Linked DNA regions of Homo sapiens: region 1 is linked to region 2. A link is an interaction called in ENCODE POLR2A ChIA-PET data of the cell type or tissue named here. Cell type or tissue: A673. All regions are shown on one strand. Links, peaks and the distances in the headings refer to the core of each region. The heading gives the core; the rest is flanking DNA. Region 1 overlaps DIAPH3 (diaphanous related formin 3). Region 2 overlaps DIAPH3 (diaphanous related formin 3).

Evidence for each region. Peaks named below come from ENCODE experiments on the same cell type or tissue, not always from the same donor. Only the 100,000 strongest peaks of a DNase experiment are listed, where the experiment ranks them.
Region 1: POLR2A ChIA-PET joins it to region 2 with 5 read pairs; 2 of 35 experiments call an interaction of 5 or more read pairs at or near these places.

What each region holds. Positions count from the first base shown.
Region 1 is chr13:59,876,876-59,885,572 of GRCh38, forward strand. DIAPH3 (diaphanous related formin 3) reads right to left here. Exons shown (of 28, transcript NM_001042517.2): 21 at 2,354-2,593. Among named protein-coding and RNA genes, the nearest start is that of DIAPH3-AS1, 130 kb to the right of the region's middle. In A673, for the core only: no CTCF peak of the experiment used is centred there; no DNase peak of the experiment used is centred there; H3K27ac peaks cover 1,330 bases.
Region 2 is chr13:59,715,961-59,724,657 of GRCh38, forward strand. All of the region lies in intron 27 of DIAPH3 (diaphanous related formin 3), which reads right to left. Among named protein-coding and RNA genes, the nearest start is that of DIAPH3-AS1, 290 kb to the right of the region's middle. In A673, for the core only: no CTCF peak of the experiment used is centred there; no DNase peak of the experiment used is centred there.

The DNA of each region.
Region 1 (8,697 bases), core at 2,382-6,381, 160 kb after region 2:
TTTGCCTTCCTTCTCAGGGAAAGCCTGAATCTGCCATTCTTGCTTGCCTCCTTCTCCTTCAGCTTCCAAGTTCATAACCAGCACACCTTGACAACTCCTCAGATGTCCCTGAATTTGTGTACTTCCCTACATCCCCACTACATTCTACCTCAAACCCTTCTGCCGTTACCTTAGCTTGGAACTCCATCATCTCAAAACACAGTGATAGCTACTTAGTGGACACTCAAACCTTTGCTAAATAATTGAATAAGGTAGCTTCAATCATATGCCCTTTAAGATACTGAGGTAAACAAGAGTAGAATAACAACAAAAAACCCCTGATCTCATTCTCTTTTGAGCAACCACTTCAAACATGCCAGTAGCAATATCTCCCATTAGTTGCCTAAGGTAGATACTTAGGAATTATTTTTGACCTTTCTCTCTTCTCTGCCACCCCCATACCATCTTTCCTATTACCTTCTCAGTTTGGTTTCCTCTGTTGCTCTCTTAGGTCTCACACTACATGTCAACCAAACACCAAATACCTCCTCAATGTAACCCTCTAACCCAGCGCTGTCCAATAACTTTATGCAATGATGGTAATGTGCCATATATATGCTGCCAACGGGTATGGACACTGAGCACTTGGCATGTGGCGAGTGTGACTGAGGAACTATGTTTTTAATTTTATTTAAATTTCAACTAATTTGAATTAAGTAGCCATATATGTTTCATGGCAACAGTACTAAACAGTGCAGCTTAACCTTCTTCCATACTGCTGATAGACATATCTTGCTACGAAACATCTGATCATATTACTTGCCTTACAGAGTGTGACTCCATAAAATCTCCATCATTAGGCAGGATATTCAAAGCTCTTTACAATCTAGACCAATTTATCACCTCAGTCTCATTAGCCCCACTCCTTTCCCATCTAGTTTGCAAAGGTAGTAGGCCACTCACTGTACTCACACATGCCATGCTATAACCCTTTTGGAAGCTGCTGACTCCTGCTTAGAACGCCTTTTCCTCTCACAGAACATCTGCTCATCCTTCAAGATCCAGCTTAAATTCCCATTTCTCTCTGAATATCTAACTGCCCTCTCATAGCTGAGCTAGGCTCTCTGTCTTAACTCTGCTGCCATAACTTTTAGTATGTGGCTTCATTAAAGCATTTCATCATAATTAATGGTTTACATGTGGAAAATATGAGTCTCATGTATGCCAGGTAAATATTAATCACATACATTAAAGATAGAATCTAAAGATAGAATCTGGCAAAGCATCTGGCACAGGACTTCACTCTGAGTAAGCCCACGAGAGATGTGCCAAGTCTTCAGGATGTGTTTTAGGAATTGCATCGCCCATGCTAGGGATCTTCACCAAATACAGCTGCCTAAGAAAACAGAGAGGAAAATAAAAGAATGGAGATGGGGCAAAGGAAACACTCACAAGGCATTGATAGCAATGAGAGGCTTAGGCCAGGGAAATTGTATAAGAAAATTCATGAAAGCCCCAATAGAATAAGCATGCAGTAAACCTATAGGTAAAGCAGAACTTGTTTTTCACCTTCCCTAACTAGCTGGCAATAGCAATAATCAAATTCCTTAATCAGGGAGTGTGGTTGTTACGAGGTCAAGAACAAGAAAAAGGTTTTCTTCTGATGTGTAACTGAGAAGAATTTGTTGTAAGCAGATCAATAAAGCCCTATTACTATGGCCCACTCCTCAGGAAAGAGCTCTGTTTTATAAAACATTGAATATATTTGCTGTAAGGAAATTCAACCTATGAAAGACACAGGAGAAAAAAAAGGCTCTAAACTTACTCCATTTTCATGTCCTCTAGAATTATATTTAGATAGAAACACTTCAAAATCAATAATATCCGAGTTGCATATATTTCCAATATAATAATTTCCCCTTTATATAAAGGGGTCCCATTTTTCTCTCCTTTCAGTCTGCTTATGAAAGCAATGCAGAGAAATATTTAAATAGTTAAAGGTAAAAATGTTAATGGCAATCCTAAGCAATATTCAATATATATACAGGTATCTGAACTGAGTAAGTACGAGTCAGTATTAATAATATTTTGACGTTCCATTTCATTGGTTTGAGAAAGCATAGGTTTATGATATAATTTTGTTATTAAATAAAATCCTTGAATTGGATTTGCAGATTGAAGAAAATTAATATTTGGATTTAGTTCAGAGGTTGAGTAAATTAGCTCAGTTCACTCTGGGTTTGAGTTCATGGTTCAGTTCAAGTTCTTGATAATGAGCACATCAAAATAAAAAAATATTTAAATAATGCAATCAGGGCTGACATTTAAGAGCAAGTGTTCAGGCAAATATGTGTTTTTAAAAAAACAAACTCACTTTACAGAGAGAGCTAAGGTTAAATCCGAAGGTTTGAGCATTCCGGGAGCCAGCATTCATGTAGTTTCCCATTAGCAATACAAGTTCCAGCAACTTGCTAAAGCTTTTGCTCTTCTTTATCTCTTCGCAGGCAGTACTGACAGCCATGATGTCAGGTTTGATGTTGTTCACCTGCTCTTCAAACTGAAGCTTAAAGAGAATAGCACTGAGCCGTGGCCGTAGTCTCTTCACATTGCTCATCTGATTGAAAAGAAAACAGCAGATTTCCTTTAAAATGCATGGTATAGTTTAGTACTGTACGACTGCAAGTAATCTGGGATGATTTATTGGTATGACAGTACCAAAGAAGAAATATGTCTCCTAAAACTGATAGCAGGAAGAGAGAAAAGCCCTGCTTGTTTTTGTAAGGAATCCAGAGTCATCCCTCAAAACCCAAATTAACAATTTAGATGCTCAATGAAAAGAAAGCTTTAATTAAATGATAATGTTTAATTAAGCAATAAAGTAAGCATTTTTTAAACTAAATTCTAAAAAGGTAACAAGATACATAGGCCACAAATTACAAGGCATTCATGTCATTATTTTGAATAATTTTTGTTCAATACTGCAATATACTGGGTCATGTTTAAAACACATTCAGAAAAGTCTAAAGAGGGTTTGTTTTCTTCAAATAGCAATTGCTGTCCTCAGAAACCCTGCTGACTAACAGTATGTGTTAGATAGAGGGAGAGTAAATAGGTCCCAATTTGTACTAAATTGACTTTCTTCAGAAACACAGGAAAGTAGAATGACTCCTGACACATACTAAATTAGCAGAATCAGAGTTAGGAAACATGGGAGTAGTAGCAGGCAGAAGCGGTGCAAACCCACAAATCTATCACATGCCAAGTTAACCCTGTCTGGGACTCTAGGTTTCTCTACTGGGAATGTGGGGGACTGGAGGTGTCTAAAAGAACAAAGGGGCAAGTTCCTGCCTTTATCCTTACTCCTGTGTTATATCAACACACATGCAGGAAATAATCACTTAGCTGTAGGCTGAAGACATACCACATATGAAGCTAGATATGAATTCCTTGACCAAACACACTAGGGATTTGGGACTTAAAACGCACTGAAGGGGCGGTAATAGTAAAATTGTTGAACTTCAACAACTATTGTAAATATCAAAAGCAGGTTAAGGCAAGGTCAGAAAAAAAGCAGTGACAGATTAAAATAGGGACTGTTTCTCCCTTAGTCACAGACTGTAAAGGAAAGGCTAAAAAACAATGCTATATGAAGCCTGTAGGATGCCAAATATAATGAAAATCATGATTGTTTGGGATACAGAAAGCTATCAGCTCATAATATAATAATGACCGTTACTTAAAATATACTAGACAAAGGCTTATAAGACTCCAATATATTATAGACACTGCCTTAATGACTAAACATAACTCAGCTTACTCATCTGACAAAAATTGAGCAATAAAGAATTAGTTCTTTGTACACAACTCTGAGAGAATATTTTCATATAGACCAAAGCCCTATAGTGAATGAAAAGTTCCATTTTCAAATAATATAAATATCTAATTTATACTTAGCTTTCTCCCCAGACCCTTGCCAAATTAAATGGTTATTCATATACAATCAAGATTCTAAGGGCTCAATTAATGTAGTTATTAATAAGAAGTCTACTTTACAAGGCACTTTAAGGAACGTCTTCATATTCCACTGTCTAGGAAAAACAAAGAATGTAAGTTCAACAAGGACCAAAAAAAAAAAAAAAAAAAGAAGAAGAAGAAATATCATTAAGTTTATAGAGTAAGTTTAAGCGATATGAAATTATAAAGAGACAAAGATGTACTATTATAATGTTGATTCTTATTGGGCATGAATTGTTCTTTTTAAGCAGTGATCACTTATCACAAAGACATTTGTCTTAAAATATATTATATTTTAAGACAGATGGGTTCACTTACCTGGATTTTTTTTATCCTTAACCATTGCAAAAGGAAGATGTTCATATGACACTGGTAACATGAATAATGCTCTATTACACTTAATATGTCCTTTAGAGCAGTCAGACATACAAAAGAGCACTCACATGTAGTACCTGTAGTTATGGCCATTCTGAAGGTGTATAATGGGCTCATAGCATCGCTGTTTTCAGTAAGTGCCATTATTCATGATTATGAAGCCAGGTACTTGCAATACATATGAGAAGAAATTCTCCAGTATTCTATGCAAAACATTTGTATTACGAAATATATTAATTCTAACATATATTAATGTACTACTACATTCATGCACAGAAGAAAAAAGAGACTGCTTAAATGCCTACATTATACCACCCCAAAATATGTTAAAGCTTTCCTGCTGACAAGCTAACCATATGTAGCCAGCATAGAGTAATTAATTCTCCTAGAAAAATATAACCTAGATTTGTATGAATAATGAGTGTATCTGGCACTAGGGACAGGTACCTTGAAAAGATAGAGTAAGTCTATGATGTAATGCAGAACAAAGTGCTACAAGTTCATGAAAATCCCTGACAAGGCAAAGTCAGGAAATGTAACCTAAAAACAAAGCTTTGAACAACACTTAAAAAAAAAATTAGATGTCCTTTTCCTATTGTTCTTTCTTCCAAGTTTAGATAAATCAGTATTTGACTATTATTGAGTAAATGTGTTTTAATAAATAAAATTATTGAGTGGGAAAAGAACTTGAAAGGTCACCTGGAGAAGGTGCCTGTCTTTAGTTCACTATTTAGTCATATGATGACCCCTAGGCCAAATGGTTGCCCTTTTTATTTAACAACAAAATATCATTTAAGGTTAATGTTCCAAGATCTAAATCATGGAATCTATGATAATAACAGAAGGGTTACTTTTCTTTTTTTGAGGCAGAGTCTCACTCTGTCACCCAGGCTGGAGTGCAGTGGCACAATCTCAGCTCACTGCAACCTCTACCTCCTGGGTTCAAGCAATTCTCCTGCCTCGGCCTCTTGAGTGGCTGGGATTACAGCCATGAGCCACCACGCCCGGCTAATTTTTTGTATTTTTAGTAGAGACAGTGTTTCACCATGTTGTTCAGGCTGGTCTCTAACTTCTGACCTCAAGTGATCCACCCACTTGGGCTTCCCAAAGTGCTGGGATTACAAGCATGAGCCACTGCGCCCAGCCCTTTTCCTCATTATTTGAATCAAACTTTATTTCTTCAGGTGGAATCAAATAAAAAGGGTTAAGAAGGGGGAAAATATATGTATATGTAAAAAGCCCGACCAATGTTTCCGCATCCTCACCACTTCTCATATTCTATCAACACTGGGGATTTGCATTCTGTTTTCCTGCTAAGAAAACTAAACTTCTGACTTGTCTAAGACTAAGTGGAAGGCAGAAATGAACTATGGTGCTCAAATAATACTCTGAATGGCAACAGAAAGTCATTTTTAAAAATGAGAAAAAGGAAAGGGTAAATGAACAATAAACATAAAATGTAAGCTAGTTAATAATTAGAATGCTAGAAGAAATTAGAATTTCATTTTTACAGTTATCCTTTAAATCTATTGTTACAAAGTCTTGGCAATATAAATTCACGAAACCCAAATCTGACAATAATGAGATGTAATCTGAAGATCAATCCAAAAAAGGAAAAATACATTGATTTCACTCCTGTTTTTCCTGAAGGCAGGGAGCAGTACTCCTGTAACCCCCCCACACACAGATGTCATATGTCAGAATGAAGAGATGTTAAAAGCAGTGACTGGTAAAAATCAAGAAGCAATATCCAGAACCCTAAGGGTAATTTTATTTCAAAATTTTGTTTGTTGGCAATATATGTTGTTAGAGAGGGAACAACGTAAAAAGACCTTTAGAAAAATCAATGAACTAACAAGTATTGACTGGGCCCCATTCAGTGCTGTGAGGGGCACAGGAGCCATAGCAGCTGCCCCTGTAGCCCTTATCGTTGAATTCTTTCTGCCTGTCTTAAGGAGTATAAAGTCAGAAAGGTCCCCAGGAAGATGTAATCTCTCAAAATCTCATTATGGTTCTATTTTTCACATATAATTTTATCCATTATTCTATAAGGAAAAAAATCATTTTTTACATCAACTTTGTTTAACACCATATCTACTTCTCTTTATACATTTTCTTTTATAAATACAGGTTGTCAGATGTTTTTTTCCCCCGTCCTACTATGCAGACTTAACATGGCACACCTCAGAAGGATTTATTTTTTATTCTTTTTTATTCTTCCCTGAAGTTATTATGAAACTTCACTGTTCACTTAACTCTCTAACAGTATAGTAACCTGCTGACTGGGAAGTTACTGGCCTCGGTCTTAATTTATAATACTCTAAAAGCATTAGTTCATCTACTTTGTAGATATCACATTATAAGAAATAACAGAAAAGCATTTCAGGAAGGTGAAATGACTCTTTCAAGTCACCTGGCTAGTAGGACCCAGGCCTAGAGCTAACTTGCTGCTAATCAACTGTCCTTACCACTCAGAGCATCGCAATGTGGAAATTAAGAACCACAATTTACAAACCATCTGGAACTCAAGCTTCCTCTGCTATGTTTTCTAGTAGGTAAGAATGAACTTTAATTTCTTCACAGTAGTTATCAAGTAACACCCTGCAATGAGCTCTGCCTGCCACCTGTACTATCTCAATATTTCTTACCTTCCTCCTTAATATACCCAACTACCTCCTATTGTGCTGAATCTTTAATACTTTTTCAGATCTACTTTTGTTGTCTCTCCACATCAGGGATCCCACACCAGTAACTGTTAGAAAACAGGCTGCATAGTAGGAGGTGAGCAGCGGGCCTGAGCGAGCAGGTGAAGCTTCATCTGTATTTATAGCTGCTCCCTATTGCTTGCATTACCACCTGAGCTTGACCTCCTGTGAGATCAGTAGTGACATTAGATTCTCATAGGAGCGAGAACCCTGTTGTGAACTATGCACGCAAAAGATCTAGGTTGCATGCTCCTTATGAGAATCTAATGCCTGGATGATCTGTCGCTGTCTCCTATCACCCTCAGATGGGTCCATTTAGTTGCAGGAAAACAAGCTCAGGGCTCCCACTGATTCTACATTATGGTGAGTTGTATAATTATTTCATTATATAGTACAATGTAATAATAGAAATAAATGCACAATAAATGTAATATGGTTGAATCATCCCAAAACCATCCCCCTGCCATCTATGAAAAAAGTGTCTTCCATGAAACCATTCACTGGTGCTAAAAAGGTTGAGGACTGCTGCTCCACACTACACTCTCCACTCATACTCTCCTATTAGCTAATTCTTCAGTTCTCTATGGGAGAGGTATGATAAGCAAGAAGAATGTGAAAAAACAAATGCAGTTTTATGAAAGACAAGAGAAAATACTTTGAGAAAGTAATGTGATCTAATACATCACAGAATTAAGACACTAGAGAAAAAATTTTTGAGCTTGATTTTTCTAATGATATAAAAAATATCTTTCATTGTTAACAGACCAATATGTTCATGATCTCCAGAATTCTCAGAAAAAAACACAAGTTCATTTCACTTGGAGAAAGGCTTCAAAAAAAAAAAAAAAGCTATTCAAGTGACTTATGCCTGAGGTAATACTCAGAATATCAAAACTGTTTTTAAAATAAATGTACTCTTACGATATTAAAGCTGCTATGCTAAAGTTATTTAAGAAAACTATACAAAAACAAAGTACATATGGTATAATTTTTACATATTTCATAGGAGAAAGGTAAAGCCAAGGCTTGTACAAAAATATTAAAAGGCTAAAATGTATATTCCTCCACTTAGTCAAGAAATAAACAATTGGCTATAGACATTAGAGACTGCTGCACCTTTGTTTATAAATCCTTATCAATTCTGGATCACTAAGGATTTCACAGGAGGTCCAAATGAGTTCTGAAGATACTCAGGATCATCAAGTGGTAAAGCTATGATTGGTAAAGCTAAAGAACAAAGAGACTTCCTATTTAATTTGGCAGTCTCAGCACACAGTCTTAACACATAAGTTTCATATCTCTTGAATTAAAAAGCTGGCATAAACCCCAGAATCATATTAGTGTCTTAAATTCATTCATGCCCGCTTCCAGACAATCCCCATCCCATCGTAGAAAACCAGTGTTTTGATTTCAATCACTATAGCTTAGTTTTGCCTGTTCTTGAAATTTATATTAATGAAACTATACGGTAAACAGTTTATATAGCTGGCTTCTTTCACTAAAAAAAAAAAAAAAAAAAAAAGACTGAGATTTATACACACGTTGTATAATTCAGTACTTTGTTCCTTTTTATTAATAGATTTCCATGCAAGAATATACCAAAATTTGTGTATCTACTTTCCTG
Region 2 (8,697 bases), core at 3,062-7,061:
AATTTTAAAGTGGGCATACCACATTAATGTTAAATACATTTAAAGTCTTAATGCACAAAAATGTCACTTAACAGACAACTGCAGCTACATATTACAAGCAGTTGGTTATGGACATGCTCATCTTTTGATGACTATTTTTAAGTTAAAATGCATTAATATTCATGATTCTGCCTTTCTTACATTTACAGGAATAATGCTGCGCTTGTATATCCAAGAAACTTATTTTTTTTTTGAGAAAGACTCTTGCTTTTTCCGCCCAGGCCAGAGTGCACTGGGGCAATCTCGGCTCACTGCAAGCTCCGCCTCCCGGGTTCACGCCATTCTCCTGCCTCAGCCTCCCCAGTAGCTGGGAATACAGGCGCCCGCCACCACGCCCGGCTAATTTTTTGTATTTTTAGTAGAGACGGGGTTTCACCATGTTAGCCAGGATGGTCTCGATCTCCTGATCTTGTGATCTGCCCGCCTTTGCCTCCCAAAGTGCTGGGATTACAGGCATGAGCCACCGTGCCCGGCCCCAGGAAACATTTTTAAAAAAAGAGATAACAAAGAAGAAGTATCAGCAACAAAAATACAGGTACCTCTCATGGAGACATGCTCTGTGCCAGGCAATACACTAAACCCTTCATATGCTGAATAGCTCCTAGTGCTTGGAAACCCTTTTGAAGTAGACATTATTATCACCTCCATTTTACAAATATGAAACTGAATGTAAGACGGCTTAAATAACTCAAAAAAAGATCACATTATAAGCAGCTGAGGCTGGATTTGAAATCTGTTCTTTGATGTTAGACTCCCTTTATTTGCTCCCTTAATACATATAATGGGTGGGTCTGACACAATTACTGTGTTTAAAATATATCACTCATTAAATTCTGCTTTAAATGAGATTATCTATCAACAAGGGAATACCTGACTCTGGTAGCATACATTATTACGTCAGCACTCTTTTGTGATGATTCTGTAACTACAATGACAGATGGACCTATTAAAAAAAAAAGTAGTAAGAATAAAAAAATCTCACTTAATTTTTTAAAAATTTCATGTACTGTGTTAACTATCATAAAATGCAACAGAAACAAAGAACAGTATAGTGTCAAGCGTGTACATACTGTCTTAAAAACAGTGACAAAATATATTCAAAAGATCTGCAATGCAGCAGTCCAGGAGGGTTGACATTAGAAAAAAATTATTAAACCCAGTAAGTTAACGAAACCTTAGAACTACTCCGAGTTTGGGAAGGAATTAAAAAATCATTAAAATGTTAAGAATTTATAAAACAGCAGTTAAATTTTTAAATAAGAATAGTATCTATACATACCGATTAAGCTTTAAGTACTTTTTCCGTACTTTAAGTATTTTGAAGTATCTTCTCAGGGGCCTACTTGACAGTGTGCAGATGGGGTGGCCATCAGCCAACTAGTCACCTTCAGTGCCATCCAGTGATCCATGGTGGCAGGAACTTCTGGTCTCTGTTGCTTCCTCTACTTTCAAGTCTTGCATTAATTTGCCACCCAACAGCCCACTCTTCCTGGTCCAACCAAGGCCAGTGTGTACAGTCTGACCACTCACTCAGACCATTTGGGATAAGTCTTACTTTCTAGCCACATGTCTCCTATTCGGTTACAAATGATTATACAATACAAATATTGTATTTAAAGAACTTTTAAAAGCTCCATAAATGATTAGGTTTTGTTTTCAGTTATCTATGCAAAATACTGGTTGGCTTTCCCATATAACTGGAAATCCACCTCAACATTGTTAGGTGGCAACCAAGAAAATTATAGGTATAGGAGGATAAATCTTCTGAAATGCTACCCTTGGAGTTCCATTCTACCCCACTCAAAAAACAAACAAAAAAACCACAAGCCAAACCAAACCAAAACCAAACCAAACAAAAAAAAACAAAGAAAAAGAAAAAAGAGACAGAGAGACTATTAAAATGGACAATCTTATTTGTCATTAGTTGTACTGAACTTATTTCTAATCACCTATACAGAAATCACTAAACATACAACCTGTAATTTTAACAATACAATGACAGAAAAATTAACAATGACTGAGCTGCTACTGTATATATTAGGCACTAGCCAGGTCCTTTTACATTATTTATTCCGTTTCAGACTTATCACAACCTCTCATGGTTGGAATTGTTATTCCAGTTTTACAGGTGAGGAAAAACAGTCTTAAAGGCACAAGGTCAGATCCTTGGCCACCTCCCTGATGCCACGCTGCTGGTGGTGAGGAAAAAGCTCAGACTTAACTTTCCTTCCTTTAAAAAGAATATCACAGAACATAAACCACCCTAATAAGGTCCTAAACATTTAGAGGAATTACTATGGAAAGTTCTTGTCATTACAAAGCTAAATTCTTCTTGTTCTGAAGTCTCCCTGAATAGCTCAGAAAGAAAATCAGATGTTTAGCATTTGAGAATCCATTCAAATTTTCAGAAACAGCAATAGTGTTTTAATCAAGGCAAATCATTATAAATTATAAACACCAGAATGTTACCGGTCTAAATGAAACACACTCCCTGATCCTACTCATAGCTACTAAATATAAAGAACTTAATGAATTAGGTTAATGTGCCTGTTAAGATGATACAAGGTAGAAAGGGGACCCCCAAAAGCAAGTTTCCAAAGTCAAATTGTTATGTCTTCTAATAATAGACCTTATAAAGAAACATTAATATTAACACATGTACTATACAACATATATAATTGAGACATTTTCAATAGTGGAATGTTGAAAAAGGAAAAATGTAATATTTCTTTTTTTTAAGGAACTGTCATTTGTTAAATCCTTTTGGTAGGCTGTATTCCAAGAAGGTAATATTTTGAACTGGTTTTCAATCATCACAAAGGTTGGAGAATATCTTTCTGTATATTTTATTAAGGCTTTTGAGAGATGTACTAGATACTTCAAATTCATATATTTTAGTGACAATGCCACCTCAAAATGTAGCCCCCCCCACCTAACTGATAACTTAAAGAAAATGTATTCATAATATAACCTGAAAATAAACACAATATAATGATGACTGATAGTCCATTTCTTTCCCTGAGATTTAGCTCATGGTATGCCTCTGATAAGGAACTGCATTTTTCTAAATAGCACTCAATTTTCTTTAGCAAAAAAACAAAACAAAACAAAACAGTAGGCTGCTCTTTTTCTTCTGACATACCATATAAAGCCTTCCTTCCAGAATATTTTTTCCTTTGAAAGTAAGCCATAAAATAAAATGTCGTGCTTGAAAATCAATATATTAGTGAATGGAGACAAACGTATTTGTGTGATTTGAGTTCAATTGTAGCACATATAATGAAGAGAGCCACATTTTTACTTAGTGAAGATATCTATCAAATACAATACTAACATTAGTTCTGTTTCCTATTTCTAGGTAAAATTTTAGTTAACAAATAAAACACTGTGATTTAATGAAGAATGGATTAATTTGAAAGCTATGACACTTAAAACTTATGGAGAGAGGTTGGCTCTAAGCAAAAAGGTGAATTAAATGAAGCCTGCCTTTGGATGTTGTTTTCCTTGGTGGTGACATTCCATTAGGCCATGAGCAGCTATTGGAGAACACATTCCAGGCAATGGGTTCTCTCACGCTGCTCATGGCCTATCTACTAAAGATATTCCTTCATGTGAAGTACCCTGCAACCTGAATTTGTGTCTATACCTCTCCTTCTTGGTGTTGGAGAAAGCTCTTTAAAGAGCCATGCTTTCTGGCTGTTACTGTCTTCTTTTTCCTCTCTGAATAAAGAAATGACAGATGGCACTCTAGCGGTGAAATTGGACTGAGAGGCAGACTTGGGAATTACAAGCTAAAGGATAAAGAGGGTAAGCATTAAGACAGAGGGAACCCAAGTCTGTGATGACATTGTGGAACCTCCATACAAGCATCAGACTAGCTTTGAATTTCTCCATTTAAATGAAGTATAAAAGTCAATGATAACTTGAGGGTTCTCTCCTATGCACTTGAACTTAATCCTAAACAATTGAGGAGGAGAAACTGGATAGTTGGGAAGGGGAAAGTGTATAGCTGGAGGACAATGGGCTATGTTCTGAGAAATGCGTCACTGTGATTTTGCTGTCATGGGAACATTATAGACTATACTTACATAATCGATATAGCCTATATACACCTAGGCTATACCGTAACACGATTGTAAATATTTGTGTATCTAAGTGTATCTAAACACAGAAAAGGTATAGTAAAAATACAATATAAAGATAAAAATTGTACACCTGTATAGGGCAGCTCCATTATAATCTTATTGGGCCACCACTGTATATTGGGTCTGTCATTGACCTAAATATCATTATGTGGTACATGACTATATTTTTTCAAAATCTGAATTTTGAACCATATATATTTATTACTTAGTCCAAAACTAAATTCTAAAAACTGTAAAAACACTATGCTCAAAATATTAGAAATTGTTATTAAATGAAAATTTTTTTATTTTGTAAAAAAAGTTCTTAAAAATTGAACATAAAATATTTATTTTAATAAACATGGGCAATGTGATATGTCATAATCATTTCTTCTGTAAAACCGAGAATTTTATCAGGACAGGAAACATTGTGATCACCTTTGCAACTAGAACATCCAGTCAGTATTCTGCATGTGGCTGGTGCTTGTAAATGATGGTCGAACAAATAAAATGCTGTAAAATATATCCCCATTCCAAAGAGCTGTCCTCTGTATGTGCCTGACAGTTATCTATAAAACTGAATATATGAGGAAGATTTTAGGCAAACACAGAAGAAAAAAAATTAGAATTTTTGAGAAGAAGCTTAGCAGAACACAGTTATTGGTAGTTATGTAAGCTAGTAAGCAAACATTATAAGTCCATTTATTTATCTGCCCCAATAACTCATTTTCCTCTGCAAGTATTCACTGACTATCTGGCATATGTAATAATCCCCAAGTGAAAGTTTAAAAGTATATATGTAGGGTGGGGTGGAGGCTGCTGTTAAAGGAGCACTGTAGGAATTTAGCCTAATTTCCATGATTTTTATTTTTCTAATATTTGTATTCTATTAAAACAATCCAAAAGAATACAACTGACTAAATGCACACTTGGCTAAATTTTCATACTGTAAAATTCCACAAATAACTTGCTAACCATTACACAAATCAAGAATTTTGATTTATAGTTTACATATATAACACATATTTTTTGGGTAGTTCTATTATAAAAATCACCCATCTTCCCAAAATGGATTGTTAACAATTATAACCAGCTGATATGAAAATTTGATTAGAACAGCTCAAATGGAATTGGCAAGTAAGGGCTTTTTACCGAGCAAATGCATAAAACTTTCAGAAGATTGATAGGGATATGTAACTTAATTTGTCGGTTTCATTTTTCATGTCTTGGTAATAAATGTTATTTTGATAAATAAAGATGATTTTATTGCATTTATTGCACTGGGATTTTTATACAACCATGGTTCTTCAAGTAATATAAGAGGAAGAACCGTATTTCAGTACTCAAGCTGTTAACTCATGTTTTTTTTAAAGTTATTTGTCAATGTCTCTTCATCTGCATAAGAACTAGGTGAATTGACGGTGTGAGTTTCTCTATGTTCTAAATCATAAAAAATCCCAAGGAAAAGAAATGAGTGTAATAGCCCTATAAATATTTGTGGATTGTCACTAATTCTACTTTATTTGCCTTTCACCAGTGACTTAGGATACTTTTCATTTTATGTTCATCTGACAAAATAATGGCAACGACAGTGGGCAAGAGGTTGTACCATACAACCTCTTGGAACAAAATGTGGGTGGATCTGAGTTTGTCCCATTTGGCACCAATCCAGCCATGACAGTAGGTAAAAGAGGGAAGGAATTCCAGTCCCACTGGGTTGCTTGTGTCCAGAAGAACAAGAGCAAAACTAATCAAGGCAGATAGAGGGAGTTTTGAAAGCAGCTTCTGGGCACCACCAAAATAATGGTCAGAGTGGTACTGGCTGCTTGTGCTCTTTCAGAAGCTGGGCTTTACCTGCCAGCAAAAGCAAGATAAAAGCTTTTGAATAAAGATATAACCATATGAAGCAGCTTTTACACTTTATATAAAACTGCTGTCAAAACATTGTCCATAAAACATCTAATTATCCCTGTCAAAGGTTCTGCATTCAAAGCCCTTAGGAATTCAAAGCCACAAAAAAAGCTTGCCACTCTTCAAGAATCGGTATACGTCCTCATAGAAGGAAATAATAATGATTTAACCTACAGAGGTCCTTAGGAAACATTTTTCAAAAAGAGTCTGAGAGCCTTATGACATGGCCTTTATTGATTTTTCCCTTTGGTAGGGTTCAAAGGAATTAATAAAATATGATTATTACTTGTGAACAGGTAATGTATCCTGGTTATGGTGGACTGACATTCAACATCCATTTTTAACCATCTACTAGAGTGTCTTCCTGTACTGCAGTGGCTAGAAGCTAAAAACCACATCAGAGACCCCATGCAGTTTGGATGTGATTTGGTTTGGCCAATCTTCAAATTGCTCACGGTTAGGATGTTGGAAGTAAGGTGGAGGCCACGTTTTTGTGGGGTTTCTTGCAAGTGTGACTGTGGAAGCATTTGGTTTTCTCTCATAGCACCAGCAACCATCCTTGTATCTAGTCACTAGCTGTGTAGTACTAAAAGGCAGAAAGATAGCTCTCTGTTATGCTGGTGTGGATTGTAACAGGCACTGCAAGGTTCTGTGTCTGGCAGTAACAGTGGTGGCTTCCTGATCATGGGGACTTCCTGTTAGGGAGTGGCAGTGAGGTTCTGGAGCCAGCAGCTTCCCAATTCAGCAGGCAGTTTCTGTATCATAGAGCGGGGAGCAAATGCCATGGTAGCCTGTGTTAGGGCTTCACATGTAGCTCATCAAAGCTTGATCTAAATTGTTTCTTCAGTCCTCCTAATGACCCCGAATCCACTTACAATGTCATGATTAAATACTTCACTGCTTAAACTGGATTCTAGTCTCTGAGCCAGAACCCTGACCTATACAGCATGCCAGCACATACATACCCCTTCCAAGAAATGGATTTCCTATTTGGTAGTGATGAGGAAGAGGTTCTAAAACTCTATAGGAAAAATAACTCTTCAGAATAATGTTCAGGGACTAATGGGTGTGAACTCTTTCCCCCACTCTGAATGCAGATGTGTTCTTGGTGACACTGAGATATATTCCAGGACCAGGAGAGCTCAATGTTTAAAATATTCACTTGAGCCAAGGTGTCCAGATTGTTAGTGTACTTCTAGAATGTAAACCCTAAGACAGTAGTACAGTAAGAACTAAGCTTCTTAGAGTCAGTGAGACCCTATTTTCCAGCAACAGTGTGTCCTGGTAGCTGCAGGTGCCCATTCATTTCTAGAGGCAATGGATTCTGAGACATGCTACATCTGCTCCTGCTACGCATCCATCCAACTTTCCATAAGATGTTATACCCCTGGCTAATTAAAGTGGAAACCTAATTTAACTATATATTGTGTGTGTGTGTGTATGTGTGTGCGTGTGTGGTCTTTCCCCACCAATCTATAGCTCACTTGAAGTATTCAAGTCTCCTGGTAAAAGTCTGTTTTGTCGTACACTGTCTAAAGATTCTTTGTTAAGTGACACTGATCGAAAATGATGGTCTTTTTTTTTTTTCCTTTTTGAGATGAAGTCTCACACTGTCACCTGGGCTGGTGTGCAGTGGCGCAATCTCGGCTCGCTGCAATCTCCGCCTCCTGGGTTCAAGCAATTCTCCTGCCTCTGCCTCCCAAGTAGCTGGGACTACAGGTGTGTGCCACCGCACCCAGCTAATTTTTTTTTGTATTTTTAGTAGAGATGGGGTTTCACTATGTTGGCCAGGCTGGTCTCGAACTCCTGACCTCGTGATCCGCCCGCCTCGGCCTCCCAAAGTGCTGGGATTACAGGCATGAGCCACCGCACCCAGCCAGAAAATGATAGTCTATCTATCTGTTCACCTCAATGTGTTAAAAGTTAAAAAAAAAAAAAAAAAAAAAGAATATGATTGGCTGTCACTATGGGCCCTCAGTTTTTGTGATAAAGGGATAGTTCTCTATTATACACTGTGAGGGGCTTTACCAGCAAGTATGGGTAGGGTTGCAAGACTTGGCAAAATAAAATAATATAAAAAATGAGTACATTTAGTGAAGTATGAATTTTAGATAAACAATGAACAACTTTTTAGTATATGTATACCCTACACAACATTTAGGACATATTTATATTAAGTATTCATTGTTTACTTGAAATTTAAATTTAACTGACATTTCTATGTTTTATTTGGCAACCCTAGTAGTAGAAAAAACTCGTGTGTGAACTATCACTGCAGAGTGATCTTATTCCAAACCAGCTTAGGAGCCTGAGACTGTCTAAAGAATTTAAGACACCTGTTTTCAGATAGAAAGAATGAGCTCAGTATGGGTAATCCACGGCCTTATAAATAATGGGGAATAAATGGTACACAAAACTCTTGGTTGGCCTTACTCTCGGTATTTCTTGGGTTTTATTTCCTTGAGCCTAAATTCAAGTATGAATTTGCCTAGAAGATGCAGCCCAAGTTTTGGCACTCTAAAAGCTCTATTTCCTCTTTTTCCCCTGGCTGTTAGGAAGCTCAAAAATAAATCACAGTATTAACTTTTCACTTCTTCATCCTTAAAAAGATAAGCTACCTTAA